2 separate regions of the Homo sapiens genome follow, and region 2 is linked to region 1. Evidence: read pairs that join two places in POLR2A ChIA-PET (ENCODE). Cell type or tissue: IMR-90. All regions are shown on one strand. Links, peaks and the distances in the headings refer to the core of each region. The heading gives the core; the rest is flanking DNA.

Evidence for each region. Peaks named below come from ENCODE experiments on the same cell type or tissue, not always from the same donor. Only the 100,000 strongest peaks of a DNase experiment are listed, where the experiment ranks them.
Region 2: POLR2A ChIA-PET joins it to region 1 with 9 read pairs; 3 of 35 experiments call an interaction of 5 or more read pairs at or near these places.

The regions. Positions count from the first base shown.
Region 1 is chr7:136,874,245-136,879,636 of GRCh38, forward strand. The region is part of intron 2 of CHRM2 (cholinergic receptor muscarinic 2); the gene reads left to right. Among named protein-coding and RNA genes, the nearest start is that of CHRM2, 8.3 kb to the left of the region's middle. In IMR-90, for the core only: a CTCF peak has its summit at 388 (motif pointing left); a DNase peak (open chromatin) is centred at 287; H3K27ac peaks cover 1,267 bases.
Region 2 is chr7:136,935,733-136,941,124 of GRCh38, forward strand. All of the region lies in intron 2 of CHRM2 (cholinergic receptor muscarinic 2), which reads left to right. The region is part of intron 2 of LOC349160 (a long non-coding RNA gene); the gene reads right to left. It also overlaps the pseudogene KRT8P51. Among named protein-coding and RNA genes, the nearest start is that of MIR490, 35 kb to the left of the region's middle. RefSeq lists an enhancer at 304-473. In IMR-90, for the core only: no CTCF peak of the experiment used is centred there; no DNase peak of the experiment used is centred there.

The sequences.
Region 1 (5,392 bases), core at 262-5,261:
AAAAGTATAATGTTACTTTGTAAACTGCTATTAGCAAAGAATGAGGTAGGTTCCAGTTGGTTTGCCTCTTTCCACTCTTTATATATCTTTGTCTTACTTTATTTATTTCTCTTTTTTTTTCTTCACATGTTCTAGCTCCTTCTTTTATACTATGACCTAAATATACAATCATCTTAACTGGTGCTGTTACCATGGTAATGTTTCATGGTAGATAAGGGTACACACTAAAAACTCAGTTTTCTCATTTTCTTTCATTAGTAATGGAATTCCTTCTGTCTCTCTTTTTTTTCTCTGTCTTCCCCCATGCCCTCCCTCTCTCTCTGCCCCCCCTCTCTCCCCTCTTCCCTCCCAAATCCAAGCTTTCACTGAATGATGCCCTCTGGTGTTCAATAACTGGAAGCACATTGGATTGGATAGGACAAGGACATCCGTTTTAAAGCTTAGGGAGAATTTCAATTTCAAACAAAAATTCAACTGGACCTAAGCAAGAAGGACTTTGAATTAATATGTTTTTAAGCAAAGAGATTAGTAGAATACATTTGTTGTCTGGGCATGTCAAATGTTGTTTACTATGTATACAGTTATGGCAAAGGGGTGGGAAGGATATTTATACCCTTACAGGTTTAACATTGTTATGAAAATGTTCTTATGGAAGAAAAAGAGATGCCACCGAGATATCCCTGGGAGGATAGTCTGATAGAATATTCTGCACATTTAAGTCTTTAAGACTTCTAAATGGAAGTCTTCTATCTTTAGAATGGAAACATTTTTCTTGCTGAATATATATATATATATGTAAAAAATGCATGTGTGTGTATGTGTGTATATATATACACATATATACATATATACACATATATACATATATACACACATATATACATATATATACACACACATACACACACATGAATTTTATATATATATATATATCTCCAGCAAGAAAAAAATATATATACATATATACATATACATACACACATACACACACGCGTGAGAAAGAAAGAGTGGAGGTATTTGTTAGGTGAGAAACGTAGACGTTTTACTCTTACTTACATGATTGTGTGAATAATAATATCAAGCTGCACATTTTTATTAATCCCTAAATACATGGCAAACTAGAAGTGAGGTTGATATGCTATAAACATATCTTCTTTCTTTCTCATTCCAAATTCCACTGCTGCCCTCTGATCAGACCCCAGGTTAAATCTGTTCCCTCAGAGGCTTCCCTGGAATCCATCCCCCTCTTTCCATCCGGGCATCTTTTCAGACCTTTCGCACCTCTCACATGAACTATCACCAGAGCCATATGCTTCTAACCGGTCTCCCACTCTCCAGTCTTTCTCTAGTACAAGCTACTCCTCACATTGCCAGAGTGACCTTTCTAAAATGCAAATCTGAACATGTCGTTCTCCTGTTTAAAATTCTTCAGTGTTTCTCAACAGTCTAGGATAAACCCTGAGATCAAACCCATGTGAGAGCTTCCATAGCTCATAGAGCTGTTTTGCCAGCCATCTTTCTCACAGGCATTTCTTCATCCTCCAACTGCACAAGGAAAGAATCCATGCACATAGCTTAGTGTAATGACTGGTACAGTGTACATGCTAAATAAATACTAGCCAATATATTTATTTCCCCTTTATTCTCCTCCTCCTCTTCCTCCTCTTCGTGGAATTTATTATTATTATAATACTAACAGGCAATGATAAGCTTCACACTTATACTCTAGCCATTCCTCAAACTAATAATAATACTCATGAAAAGGTATGATATAATATGATGAAGTTAATGAATATTTGGCATCCTCTATCTCATTTAATCTCTCACAGCCATGTGCACCACCTGGTGCCCACTAGGTGCTCAGTATATTCCTGTTATTTTTATATACCTAATCAATATAATAATAATGACATTTTTAGCCCTTATTATTCATAGCAACATGTTTTGGAAGGCGAAGCCATGGGTGTTTTTATTTTAAAAAACAAATTATTTACAAAGGAGTTAACTTATAAAAATGCTAGGCAACTTGGATGGTTTTATCTGGTGCTGGTAGTAGAGTAACAGCTAGAACTTGTTAGGGATACAGATGACGTGAGAATAGAGGCCATATTTTATAAATGATGGCAATATACACTTACATTTGTATTTCTGTCTTCTCTTTAAAACGAAACCAAATGCCCTGATGTTTCCAAATAACACAATTAAGTGGAATTTTTAAAACCACTTTCTATTTTCAAAATAATTTTACTATTATTTTATTGCATAGTGTGCAACCGCATAGATACCCACAGTACCCCTCCATTTTATCGTATCAAAGAAACTGTAGGCAACTTCATAGGCTGAGGGCTATTTTAAGTTCAAATTTCCAGCACATGGACAATGAGTAACAGCAACAATAAAACTGAGGATCTACATTTTTAAGATTAGTGCAAAATACATAACAAAAACTGTAGTAACGAGGCAGTCTTTTGAAGCTATCTGTATTTATTGGGCTCAGAAAAACAGGACCTCTCTTTTCTGAGGCTGAGAATCCTAAATATCCTTGAATATTGACCTCTTGGCAGAACTGGGCCCACTTTTTCAAAAGTCAATATTCATGTCACCAGGTATAGTGCTTTAAATGATAAGATTCTGAATTACTTAAATAACTACTATCTTCTAAGAAGTCATTTAAAAGAGATTAATTCACAGGTTGAGTATCTGAGACACTTTATTCCTCTTGTAAAGACATTGAGTCAGGCTGGGAATTAGGGACAGGAATCTAGATTTTTAACCAGCCCCTTCCATGATACTGAGGTGGGAAATCACAGGACTACATTTTAAATAACAGATTGATGAACTGGAACATAGAAGGCATCAAGGAGGAAAGAAGATAGGATGTACAACTCAAAATGTTGCTGCCAATAGTACTATATGTATTTTCCATTAGGGCCCGGACAGAGAGCTTTGCTGTAGCCGGAGACTTTTTGATTTGTTAGGCAAATTCTAGTGTGAACAATGAATAACGGTTCAGGAAGACAGCTATAGATTAAGAAGCACATCTTTCAATGTAGAGGAAACCTAGATACCTGTGTGTTTAGATGGGACACAGTCCCATTTGCATACAATATGTCCTTGGAGTTAAATCAGTCTCGGCTACTTAAGAAATAAGTACTTGATTTCTTTTCTATTTCTTATTTTTTTCCTTCTTAAATTCCTTTCATTCGTTTAATATCTTCACAGATCATATATATCTTCATGATTCCAGAGCTCCTCTCTGCATTCTTCTATCTGGTGTTCTGTGTAGATTCTTATTACTAATGTAGCTGGATCAAGCACCTGGACTTCTTCCTCTTCTTCTCTCCCAACTCTAGTGGAGGAGTTAGAGAAAGTGAGAGAATTGTCTTAAATGTTAATGCTGATACATTTCACTGTCATTGTTGCAAAATGTTGTTGCATTCTGATGATCCCAAGTAACAGGCGGGTATGATACCTCCTCTAGGAATAAGAAAGTTATAATGACTTTTCTTGATGTTATTGTTCACCCTTAGTCATGCTGATGATTCTTCTGTTTGAATAAAGCAAATAAGCTGTTCTTCACCTCCTCATTCATGCCAAGCCAATAAACAAGACAGAATCATGTTGGAAAACAAGCTTCTTATTTCTTATTTAATTAACTACCAAGGAACTCTTTAGGAGGAATGTGATCGTGAGCTAAATAATTACCTGAAGCCTAATTTTTCTTCCTTTCTATAAAAGATAAGCACAGAATAATTTGATTGGTAGAGGAAAAAAATACATTTCACAACCTGTTTTACATTGTTGAACACGATGAAGATTTTCTAATACTCTGCCTTCCTTGGCACTGTTACAAAGGGAAGAGCTTCTACCATAACCAGCATGAAAATAGAAAGTGATAAGAAAATTCTACTTAATTGTGTTCTTTGGAGAGCATCAGGGCATTTGGTTTCATTTTAGGGAGAAGATAAAGAGCAGCCCCAGGGCCAAAGCATGTTTCCCAGATATGCCCACTGTTTTCTTGCTTTATCCTCAAAATTACTTTTCTATGAGATTTTATCAGTGGAGTAGGCAGTTATGTCTTCGCATGTAAGCCTAAATAATAAAGACTTTATTTTTCTTTGTGCTATGCTGGATGGAGGTACTGAAGGCAGGAGGAAGGGTAGATGATATAGGTTTAATTTCTATTCTCTCTGGCAACTGGGTATCATTCAACAGTAAACAAGCAATCTCAGTTTTGCTTTATTTTAAAATAAGCCTGACTGGATATTTTCCATGGCTAGTTATATCCTTATCAGGGGAAATTTCAGAATTTGGGGTGAGATACTCTTCTGTGACAATAATAATGGCAACAAAAACCACGAAATGACAGCTGCTGTTTTTTGAGTGTTTACCAAATTTTAGAACCTATGCCATTTCTTTACATGTATTGTTTCTATACCTCATGCCCACCCGATGTGGTAAATTTATTCCTTTTTCTTTCTAAATCTTGAAACCTTGGCTTGTTGACACTAAACAACTTATTCCAGGTCTAAGAGTGAGTATGTGGCTCAGCATTATTTCCACATCTAAGGTCAAGGATCAGTTTTTAATGTTTTTTGTTTTGGTTTACTATACCACAAGCAGTTCTTTCAGAGGATGTCTCACTATATTATTTGGCATCTAATTCTGATAAGGCTAAGGAAAAAGAGAGAGAGAAGAAAAAGAAATAGAAGCAAGTCTCACTTCTAGTCAGTGTTCAGAAAATGAAGTCATGAAAACAGACTTCATGGTAAAGGAATCAGTCTTAGGTGAAGTTTAGAATCTGTCTCCTGGCAACTAACCTCCTGGCTTAGCATAATTTGAATTTAAAAGTGCTTGAGCCTTCGTAGTTCCCTGGGAGCTCTTTCTAGGCACAGAGGTGGAAAAAGTCTCAGCAAGGCTTTCAGGTATGAAATTTCCAAGGCATACAATATTTATTGATGTTTATATAACATATATGTTGCAACATTTCTGTTGATTAGGAGAACATTAAGTATCAGTAAAATGTCATTATTTGATCTCCTTCTATTTCATACTGTTATATCTATTTCCTTCCTCTGCAAAACAATTGCCATTACTTAACCTTAACTTCTGCATTGCAGATGCACAAACAAAAGGCCAAAGAGGCTAGATGTCCTAAGGGATAAACCTGCTTGGAATAATTCTGTTCCTGTTTACATGTCCATTGTTAACTAACCATTTATTTGCATGCCCCCATATCTTCTGGAAATCATGACTGTCTATTGGGAAATGATAATACCAGCTAATTTCTTTTTCACAATTAATTGAAATTTTACACTCTTACATTTCAATATCCATCAATATTTTTACATACTGACACTTTTAATCAAGGATTATCTTTCACAGGGGAGCT
Region 2 (5,392 bases), core at 208-5,207, 61 kb after region 1:
GGATTGTTACAGGTATTCATGGAAGTGTTCCCATCCTCTGAGAATATGAGAGACTTGTCTAGGTTAGAACAGGGAACAACTCATTTCCTTTTCACCTAAACCTTAGTCCTCTGGAAATCTTTTCTTTCCTGAGAAAACAGAAAAAACTTACACCAAAGTCAGAACCTCTACCATTAACTGTCAGTGATACTTACATTAAAAATACACTACAGTTCCTCCCATTGTCACTGCCTTACCAATGATATAACCCTTCCTCTACCTTTGGGAAAGTGGTGTTTAATTTAAATGTATATTGCAGCTTCACACTGATTATCTCATTTGGAACTCTTGTTAAAATTTATTTTTAAGATTCAAAAACTTGAATCTACCCAATCTATGTTTGGGTAGCGGAGATATTTTTCATCATCACTCTAGCACAAGATACAAAATAATTGTCTAAAGTACCAACATACATGAAATAATGTAGTTTTCCAATGCCATGTTCTCTCCTAACATCAAGCAAGTGGTTCACCGCTAATGTTACTGGTCTGGATAAAGCCTTTGCCTCTGATATACTTTAGATTAAAATATATAAATACTCAAATCAAGACACATGGAGCAAAAGGAATATTTTAAATTCCCCTTGATCTCTGAATTTCCCAAATTCAGGAACAAAGGGTAAAAACTACAAACGTCACAACACATTGTACTGTAGCTAGGTAGAATAGATGACTAATAGACACCTAAATGGTCTGTTAAATGACTAATGTAAAAATTGTCTTAAAATGAATGACATGATTGAAACTATAAATCCATCACAGCAGATCACAGATCAGTCACAGATAAATTGTTTAAGATCCAACTCCATGTTTGAGTCTGTGTGCATGTACATGTCTCTGTCTGAGTTTTGTATATGCTTAGAAATAAAGAACTAAAGTAATACAGACCTTAAGTACAAGTATCATTTTCTTTGTTTTTGCTTCTCCCAATTTTCTAAATTTTCTTTAATTACCTTGTGCTACTTTGTAATCAGAAACAAAATCAATTATAATTTTCAAATATTTTCAACATTTTAATAGGTTCTAATACATTTAGAATTTTCTTCTATATTACCCTTCTATGTTTCTACTTGCTTTCTTCACTAGTTGAAAAGACTCTAAATTAAGATGTCTCGATATAGCTGGAGACTTTGTGTTATTGTTCTCCAATAATCTGCTGAATTTTAGACAGACCAAGGTCATCCATGCCTTCAAATCTTAAGATCAAACCATTTGTATCAAACTAGTCAACATGAATAGAGTTTCTTATAAGCAAAGTGATTTAAACTAGGAGTACATTGTACTTCATTACATGCTGAATACTAATATATCTGAGTGTCTCTAGCCCCAAAGACAGAGAATTTGACTGGAATAAAAATAGGTAGTTTTCAATAATTTTTCTGATTTACTCAGGGATCTACAGGAAGAATGACATCGCTTTCAATAGCCGCATAAATTAAGTTATCCTTCCTGGTGACTTAAACACACAGGTTCAGGACAGTTAGAATAACAGCCAAAGTTAGAATTTGGGCTCTGACAAAAATTCCTTTTTCCTCACTCTAATTATTATATTTAAACAAGAAGTCAAACTGAATGTAAGAATTAATTTCAGAATTTAATGATTCTAATATGCAAATTATTTTTTCCTCAGTTTTTTTTGAATATTAATTATTTTTCTCAGATCTATATTGCATGTAGATTCAGTATATTATAGCACATTCAACACTTGATCGCCCTTTTTTATTTAACTAAAAATAAGATATGAGGCAATGACTGTAATCACATTAGAATCCAGCTCCCACAGTAGAGTCAGAGCAGTTTGAATTGATATTTGTGTCACTGTAAAAAACCGACTGCTTGTCACATCTACTGGTGTTAAACACAACATCTGGTTCAGTATAATTAGGTTTTCAAGTAAGTTGATGAGAAAATAAGCCTTGTGCACTTATCCAACTGGAGAAATATAAAGAATTTTCTTGTGATTGACATAAATATATGAGATAGATTTGAAAAAAATAGAGAATCACATCTTGAGATTTCCACGCTTTTGACACCGAACGTGACCATTACATATCACTTAGAAAGGGGAAACAGAACTCAAATTTTCTTTCACCACCAAACACACAGTCCATGATGACATTTTTTGCATGAGTTAGTGGAAGAGGGTCTCCTGTGGTTGGTCCTAATTGAGGGTTTGTATCAGAAAAAAAGAGCAATGAAGCCTGATGGCTTTGCTGATAGCAAGCGCAACCACACTGGCACAGACAGGACTCTGAAAGTAACTGAATCACTGAACGTAATGGTGTATGAGAGAGGGCAGGCATTTCTGGAGTTGGGAATTGGTCAGCTAGGGGAGATGAAGTTATGTGACCTGGCACTTGTCTCCTCTTCTTGTCAGGATCTGAATACTATCTCTGCCCACTCTTCTGGAAGAGTCCATCGCACAGCAGGTTACTTCTCACTCAGGGTACCTTTGTTACTGAATCTTTAGCTAATGGCTTCAGAAACTTTTAAAAGAAGAGTGCTTCAGCTGCCGCCTAAGGTTGTTGATGTAGCTCTCGAACATGTTGTCCATGTTGCTCCGAGTCGTCGTCTGCTGCTGCAGGAGGCTCCACTTGGTCTCCAGCATCTTGTTCTGCTGCTCCAGGAACCGTACCTTGTCTATGAAGGAGGCAAACTTCTTGTTGAGGGTCTTGATCTGCTCCTTCCCCTGGATGCGCACGGCCTGGATGTTGGGGTTCACCTCTAGGATAAGGGGGCTCAGCAGGCTCTGGTTGATTGACCGTGACTGCAGTGATCCCTCCCATGCCGCTGGCCCCACCATAGCCGCTGCCCAGGCCACCCCGAAAGCTGCTGCTGTCCACTCGGGAGAAGCTCGAGGAGCTCATGCGGGCACAGGGCCCACTCGTGCAGGAGCGGCTGCTGAAGGCCCAGGGGCCAGAGGTGGACACCTTGTAGGACTGTACCCCTCCTGCGCTGCCCCAGAGCCTGGGAGGGAGGCCGCCATGCAGTGTAGCACTGGGAACAGGAGACCCACCTGAAGCTCAGCCCTAGCCCTCAGCCCACCCGCAGGGGAGTTTACTACCTGGGGACCCCCCTTGCCGATGCCTCCAGCTACAAAGTTGCTTTTTTTTTGGTCCAAAATAAAACTTCAGCTAGCTCTGCCAAAAAAAAAAAAAAAAAAAAAAAAAAAAAAAAAAAAAAAAAAAAAAAAGAGTGCTTGTGTAGCCATCAAACATTAATATAATTCCAATTCTAAGAGGCAGGATAACTAGAGATTACTTTAGTGTAGGAAACCTTTGCTAGTCTCCTTTCATAACTTCATTCAGAAGTTATGTGCTAATTTCTGTTCCACTGGGCCATGCAGACATCAACCTACTTGTCCCCATGAGGAAGCAGTAGCAGAAGGGAAACTGCCACAGATGCTCCTTCCAAGGTAATATCAATCACCTCTTTTCCCTCTAAGAGAAGTAGTTTTGTTTTGATTTGGAAATAATTACTATTTTATGTCTCCTTTCCTAGGCTTACACAGGTGTGGAGCTATTTAACTTGAAATTTCATTCAGGGCTTTACTGGTTTTAACAGCAGTAATATGCACTTGAGATTAACAGACTTGAGCTCAAGTTCCAGTTCTAATGCCCCTTTTGGGATTTGGGAAATTAACCTCTTAAGCGTCAGTGTTTCTTTTTCTGCAAAGTAAGGATAATATTATTTACTCTGCCCAACTAATGGGTGGTTGCAAAGAGTAAAGAATTAAAAAAAATACACAAAAGGACTTTTTATATGTTAGCATTCTATGTATATGTTATTACTTTCCTCTTTACAATAAGATTCTGGGTTGGGATGTCAAGTTAATAATTTTAGATGTTCTTTAATTTGGCTCTAACAAAAAATAATTAAAATAAGTATAGTGGGACTTACTCTGTTTTTCAAGTGAAGAGACAGAGCTTTATGAAAATTAAATAAATTAAGGAAAAGTCACAAAGCTAATAGAGTGGATAGAATAAAGCACACATTTCAGTACATAAAAATGGACATTTGATGAAGCTTCACAGGAGCAAGTATGCTTGTAATGAAAATTAAATATTGTGAAATGCAAGAGGATTTATCTATATAAATTCATTGCCAGTTAAACAATTATATCCAGTGAATATTGATTGTATAACAATTTTAGTCTAGGAACAGCTTACTAGGTACGATTTTATTCTGTACTGGGTTCTTCAGCTTTGTAATACATTTCCTAATGATTCTGATGAAATCCTAATAAAAAGCAATATATTTGTGGATAAGAAGAGCTGAACAGGATAGTTTTAAAATTTAGAATCATAAATGTAAGCAACATCAGTAGGTTTAAATAATGAGCCAAAACTAAGTGGTATTTAAGTTAACAAGTACATTACCTGCTAAGTTTCAAACAACAAACTAAACAAGAAAAGAATATAGCAGTTTGTGTGAAAGAAGCACTTCATGCCACAGTAAAATTGATATATCAGTGGTGTGATTCAGATGCTGTAAAGCCATGGATACAATCTTCGACAGCTGCCCGTATTTGAAGCAGTACAGTATACTCGCGTTGAACAGATCAGAGAGGAAGCCTTCTGTAGTGATTAAAGACATAGACTCTGGAATTTGCTTGCCTGTTAAATACTGCCTTTGTGATTGTCTTCTAGTTGTGTGACTTTGGAAAGTTACTCAATCATCTTGTACCTTATGTCTTTGACTGTAGAATGGAGTCAATAGTAGTACATAACTTACTGAGTTATTGAGATTTAAGAGCATAGCCAAATGCTCAAAATGAGACATGGCCCAAAGTCAGTGGCCAGTAGAACTGTCAATATTAATTCTGAATCACAAACTAAGAAAAAGCACTTCCAACCTGAAATAGTAACAGACAAGGTAAGTAGGATGCATAAAAATAATATATATTGCTGTTTATTGAACATTGATTAAGCTCCAAACCACGAACAAAAGCATTTGTATTTAATCCTTTCAAAAATTCTGGGTGTTAGGTACTATTATTTTCCTTTTGCATATGAAGAAACTGTGAATTAGATAGGTTATATAACACAACCAATTAAGTATAGGTGTTTTCTTGGCTTTGAAATACCTTTACCTATTAAGTAATGCTTATTTGAGGATCAGCTGTCACAACTGGGGACATTTATCTTGGAAGAGCAGTGACCAAGTAAAAGCATACTGTCTCCTAACATTTGAAGGACTGTCAAGTACAACAGGGGCCTGACCTTGCCCAGCTAATAATGCAGTCCTACATAAAGATTCTAGAACAGGGTCCTAGTTCATCCCCTTATCTGCTGAGGCCTGGGTTTACTGCATTAACCTCTTATCTGAACTTCATACCACTAAGCTTTTCTTAG